2 separate regions of the Homo sapiens genome follow, and region 1 is linked to region 2. A link is an interaction called in ENCODE POLR2A ChIA-PET data of the cell type or tissue named here. Cell type or tissue: PC-9. All regions are shown on one strand. Each heading gives the region's core, and the rest is flanking DNA. Links, peaks and the distances in the headings are about the cores only.

Region 1 (2,909 bases), core at 133-2,632, 160 kb after region 2:
TTGCGCCATTGCACTCCAGCCTGGGTGACAGAGGGAGACTCCATCTCAAAAAACAAACAAACAAACAAACAAAAACAAATGTAGTTAACTACGTACATTGTTTAACTGAATTTTGTGCCTTCATCAAGGCAAAAAATGATGGCTCAAAATGAAATGGGACATGACTGGGATGAGCCAATGGAAAAGACTGAATATGCCCAACGTTCGTCCTCATCTGAGGCTTGCCAAAATCAAATAAAATAGAAACAAATCTCTGAAATTCAAATGTTTTATTTGAGAAGAAAAAAACTGCTGCAATTGGGAGCATACCTGTAGATCAGGTAGTCTTCAGTATGTCCAAAGAACAAAGAGAAGCTTAGATGTTTTATAAAAAAGAGAAATGTTACTATTGCTCTTTGAGAAAGTTCATCGGCACAAGAAAGGTTTTGGGAAACTGGCAATCTCTGATAGGTGAGTGAGAGTGGTGGGCAAAGCTAGTCTTAGAGCTGCAGCACGTCGTCACAGTAGACATCAGATAAAACAGGTTTCAGGTTATAGCAGGCAGTTTCAGCAGCCAGGTTTGCAGAGAATTCCATTTCTGGAGCAATGCCTTGAGTGCCTTTCCCCTAGTTTCTCGGCTCTGTTTTGGTTGGGTATGACGAGGATAACTCAATGTGTATGATCAACTTTTGCAGACTGCTAATCATGAACGCTTCTGATGGGTTAGGTTTTTCCTTGTTTTCAAAGCAAACATTTTCCACCTTCAAATTGATTTGTGGCTGCTGAATAAACTCACTGCAAGATAAACGTCTCACAGGAGTCAGTCAGGGACATGAGTTTCTTCTCTGCTTAAGATTCTTCACTCATCAACACTGCCCACATTTAGAGAACATTCACTCTGCGCCTGGTACTGAACCAGTTGTTGGAGTTGTAGAAGGATGTGGGCTACACAGCGCAGCGGGAAAAGCAAACAATCACGTTACGTTCTGTGCTGCTGCTCTATTATGCCCCAGAAGGCTCTTACATAACATATAAAACATCATAGGATAATATGGCAGAATTATGTTAGGAGGAAAAAACATCACAGACCAATAAATATTTGTTGAATAAATAGACAAGACAGACCTTTATGCCACGGCACCTCATGTTAACAAGATGGCCAAGAAAGATTTAGTACCTTAGGTAAAGCAACAGCAAGACTGGATATGTTCCATGTTTTCACAGAAATGCCACACAACACACTGATTTTGAAACCTGTGGCAATCAGTTCAACAGGATTTTTTTTTGTTTGTTTTCAATGGCATGACTCAAGGGTACTTGGGGACTCAAATGTATTCTAATTCTTCAAAGTACAAGAAAATGTTTATCCCTCATTCAGTATCTATCAGGTACTAGTTGCCTGACATGCATTTCATTATCTCTTTTAAGTTTCACAGTAATGCTAAGAGGTGGGTATTATACCTATTTTACAGATACGGATGCTGGAAGTTAAGAAAATGTCCCCAGGTCACATAGGAAGTAGTCAAGACATGATGCACACTTAGGCCTATCACAGTCCAGAGACCAATTGAAGTTGGTATAAAGCATTTTATTAGCAAATTAGAAGAATTATTTTAATTATAAATGAACTTTTTAACATATACCTTAATATAACAGAGAACACTAAGGAAGTAAGATAAATTTCTCCATAAACCCGCATTTGCACACATTTGATGGAAAGACTCCTAGATATAGTTGTGAGGATGACTCATGCTGACTGTGTCTGGCAAGACATTGTAACGAAGTAGTCTCAGTGATTAGGAAGCTGGGTTAGTTAGCTGCCCACCCCAGGTTTCCTGCTACCCTGTGTTTCACTGGTGGGCGCTTCTCATGCAGTGAAAATGTAGGATACAAGGCCTGAAGAGAAGAGTCTTTCCCTGATGACACTCCTGCTTTAATTGGTTTTTCTACAGCAGAAAATAATTTTACAGCAAAATTATAAAGGCTGATAATTCCAAGTGCTGGTGAAGATGTAGGGTAACCAGAACTTACACTCATGGCTGGGGACAGTGGAAAATGGTACAGTTACTCGAGAAAACCATTTGGTAGTTGATTAGATTTTACATATATGTGTGTGTGTTTGTGTGTGTCTACTCCTATAACCAGCTCCCAAGGGAACCCAAGAGAAAGGAAGGCACACCACAACAAGACAGGTACAAGAACGTTCAAAGCTTCTGCACAGCAAAGGAAACAATCTACAGAGTGAAAAGAATAAGACAAAATATTTGTAAACTACTCATCTGATGGGGGGATTAATACCCAGAATATACAAAGAACTGAAATATCTCAACGGCCAAAAAAAAAAAAAAAAAATCCGATTAAAAAAATCGCCAAACGATCTGAACAGACATTTCTCAAAAGAAAACATACAAATAGCCAACGAACATATAAAAAAAAAATTCAACATCCCTAATCATCAGGGAAACGCAAATCGAAACCACAATGAGGTATCATATTCCCCAGTTGGGCTGGCTACTATCAAAAAGACAAAAAATAACAAATGCTGGAGAGGATGCAGAGAAAAGCGAACTCTTCTACACTGTTGTAACTAGTGAATGTGAACTAGTGCAGCCACTATGGAGAACAGCATGGAGGTTCCTTCAAAAAACTACAAATAAAACTACCACATGATCCAGCAATCCCACTACTGGGAATCGGTTCAAAGGAAAGGAAATTATTGTATCAGGGAGACAATGCAGACCCCCATGTTTACCGAGCACCGTTCACAATAGCCAAGAGAAGGAATCAACCTAGGGGTCCGACAACAGAGGAACAGATAAAGAAAATGTGGTGTGCACATACCATGGAGTACTATTCAGCCATAAAAAAGTGTGAGATCCTGTCATTTGCAGCAACATGGATGGAACTGAGAATATTGTGTTAAGTGAAAT
Region 2 (2,909 bases), core at 275-2,774:
AATAATAATAATAGGGCTGGGCGCAGTGGCTCACACCTGTAATCCCAACACTTTGGGAGGCCAAGGTGAGTGGATCACCTGAAGTTAGGAGTTCGAGACCAGCCTGGCTAACATGATGAAACCCCATCTCTACTAAAAAATAATACAAAAAATTAGCCAGGCATGGTGGTGCACTCCTGTAATCCCAGCTACTCAGGAGGCTGAGGCAGGAGAATCACTTGAACCTAGGAGGCAAGGTTGCAGTGAGCCAAGATCGCGTCATTGCACTCCAGCCTGAGCAAGAAGAACAAAATTCTGTCTCAAATAATAATAATAATAATAAATAAAAAATAAAACACTGAGGAGGTCAAAGAAAATCCACATGGCAGCATGTCTGACTTCTGAGCCTCCAGTCTATAAGGCCTGTGCTGAAAGGATCTGCACTTACTTTTCTCCTCTTTACAGCCAAGGTCACCAGTGGAAACTCTCAAGGACAATACCTGTGTCTCCTCCAAGGCCCATCCCTCGTGCCTAACACAGTTCCTGGCAGAGACCAGGTACTCAGTGTGTGTTTTTGCTCTGGGCTGCAAAATAAAGGTTTTCTGATCACTCTTCAACTCAACAACCTTGGCACCCTACTGCCTGTGGAATAGTGGGACAAACACTTTATCCTTATTTGAAGCCCTGCCCAGTCTGTCCTGACATCCCAAGATTCAGAGCACTCTGCCCTATAGGGGCCTCCCTGGCTCAGCCTAAAAAGTTGAGTAATATACGGTAATTGATTTAGCAGTGGCAGTGTCTGCCCTTCCCACGGCCTCTCCTGTTCTAAAGAGTCCACAGATGAATTAATCCACAAATACTTATTAAGAGTATAGTGGCCTGATATTGGAATGTTCAAAGCCTTCTGCTTAAGAGTTTGTGTGCGGCCGGGCGCGGTGGCTCACACCTGTAATCCCAGCACTTTGGGAGGCCGAGGTGGGCGGATCAGGAGGTCAGGAGATCCGAGACCATCCTGGCTAACACGGTGAAACTCCGTCTCTGCTAAAAATACAAAAAATTAGCCGGGCGTGCTGCATGCGCTAGTAGTCCCAGCTACTCGGGGCTGAGGCAGGAGAATCGCTTGAACCTGGAAGGCAGAGGTTGCAGTGAGCCGAGATCGCGCCACTGCGCTCCAGCCTGGGCGACAGAGCGAGAATCCGCCTCAAAAAAAAAAAAAAAAAAAAAAAAAGAGATTGTGTGTGTTGGGGAGCAGGGCATGTGGACACAAGGTCTCCGCCCTAGGAGAAGTGCTGGAGAGTAGGACAAGTACCACTACTTCGGACGGGGAGGGCGATGCCTCCAATGGGGGGCTTCCCTGATTCCTGCAGATCATACGTTGGCCCCCAACTTCACACTGGCCAGAATCCCGGTTCTAGTCTTTTCCGTGCCACCAACCCCTGGGCCCTCTTTCTAGAAGGAAAGAAAACACCTTTGGCCTCTGCCCAGAGCTACAGACACCTGAAGTAGGAGCAGGCAGGAGATGCGTGGTGGATAAAGACCAGAGAGACTTGGGATCGAATTCCACTCTCACCCCCAGTTCAGTTTTCTTCAGCTTGCTGCTCCACAGGCAGGATGTGAAAATTTAGATGCCTCACCCCTCGCACCTCCAGCTTGCTGCTCCAAATAGGCAGGATGTGAAAATGTAGATGCTTCCCCCCCAACCTCTATAAAACAGGGCCGACGAGGATGGGATTCGAACCCACGCGTGCAAAGCACAATGGATTAGCAGTCCATCGCCTTAACCACTCGGCCACCTCGTCCTACGTGACAGGTTTGTCCACATTCACTTATCTCTCATCTACTCCGCACCTTCCAAGCACTACCACGTAAGTCGCAACGCAGACCTCTTCGGACACAGGGAAAGAAGAAGCCGCGGAAGGAAGGGAGCGTTTTGATTTCCTTTCTGCTGAGCCCGCGCCATCCTTTACCACGCTGCAGCCGAGCTCTGCCGCGGTTTCCCTCCGAGTCCGGCCGAGCGCGCCGCGCGTTCAGGGCGCGCCCGGTCCAGGGTGCGCGCGCCGGCGGGGAGGGAGAGGAGTGCGTCCCGGGAAGCCGGCGGGGCCCGGGCGGGCGGGCGTCTGCACGGCGCGCGGCCGAGCGGCGGGGCCGTGGCTCCTCCTCCCTCGTAGGGGGCGAGCCGGCGCGCCGGGGGCTGGGGGCGGTGGCGGGCGGCGGGCGGCGGGCGGCGGGCGGCGGGCGGGGCGGCGCTCGGGGCTCGGCTGGCCTCGGCTCGCCTCGGCTGCGCTCGGCAGGCTGCGGTAAATCCGGGCTTGCGGCCGCTGGCGTAGTCTGTGGCCGGGTGGTCGTTGCTGCGCGCCCCGAGCCCCGAGAGCCATGCAGATGTCCTACGCCATCCGGTGCGCCTTCTACCAGCTGCTGCTGGCCGCGCTCATGCTGGTGGCGATGCTGCAGCTGCTCTACCTGTCGCTGCTGTCCGGACTGCACGGGCAGGAGGAGCAAGACCAATATTTTGAGTTCTTTCCCCCGTCCCCACGGTCCGTGGACCAGGTCAAGGCGCAGCTCCGCACCGCGCTGGCCTCTGGAGGCGTCCTGGACGCTAGCGGCGATTACCGCGTCTACAGGGGCCTGCTGAAGACCACCATGGACCCCAACGATGTGATCCTGGCCACGCACGCCAGCGTGGACAACCTGCTGCACCTGTCGGGTCTGCTGGAGCGCTGGGAGGGCCCGCTGTCCGTGTCGGTGTTCGCGGCCACCAAGGAGGAGGCGCAGCTGGCCACGGTGCTGGCCTACGCGCTGAGCAGCCACTGCCCCGACATGCGCGCCAGGGTCGCCATGCACCTCGTGTGCCCCTCGCGTTACGAGGCAGCCGTGCCCGACCCCCGGGAGCCGGGGGAGTTTGCCCTGCTGCGGTCCTGCCAGGAGGTCTT

The links. Peaks named below come from ENCODE experiments on the same cell type or tissue, not always from the same donor. Only the 100,000 strongest peaks of a DNase experiment are listed, where the experiment ranks them.
Region 1: POLR2A ChIA-PET joins it to region 2 with 9 read pairs; 3 of 35 experiments call an interaction of 5 or more read pairs at or near these places.

Annotation. Positions count from the first base shown.
Region 1 is chr11:66,187,582-66,190,490 of GRCh38, reverse strand. The region is part of intron 1 of PACS1 (phosphofurin acidic cluster sorting protein 1); the gene reads right to left. LOC105369354 (a long non-coding RNA gene) reads right to left here. Exons shown (of 2, transcript XR_950219.2): 2 at 255-924. Among named protein-coding and RNA genes, the nearest start is that of KLC2, 69 kb to the left of the region's middle. In PC-9, for the core only: no CTCF peak of the experiment used is centred there; no DNase peak of the experiment used is centred there.
Region 2 is chr11:66,346,989-66,349,897 of GRCh38, reverse strand. B4GAT1 (beta-1,4-glucuronyltransferase 1) reads left to right here and starts at 2,269. Exons shown (of 2, transcript NM_006876.3): 1 at 2,269-2,909. The coding sequence starts at 2,353. B4GAT1-DT (B4GAT1 divergent transcript) reads right to left here and starts at 1,907. Exons shown (of 2, transcript NR_135761.1): 1 at 1,828-1,907. TRS-GCT3-1 (tRNA-Ser (anticodon GCT) 3-1) reads right to left here and starts at 1,778; the gene lies at 1,697-1,778. RefSeq lists an enhancer at 1,109-1,609 and a silencer at 1,636-2,225. In PC-9, for the core only: no CTCF peak of the experiment used is centred there; a DNase peak (open chromatin) is centred at 1,767; H3K4me3 peaks cover 1,432 bases; H3K27ac peaks cover 826 bases.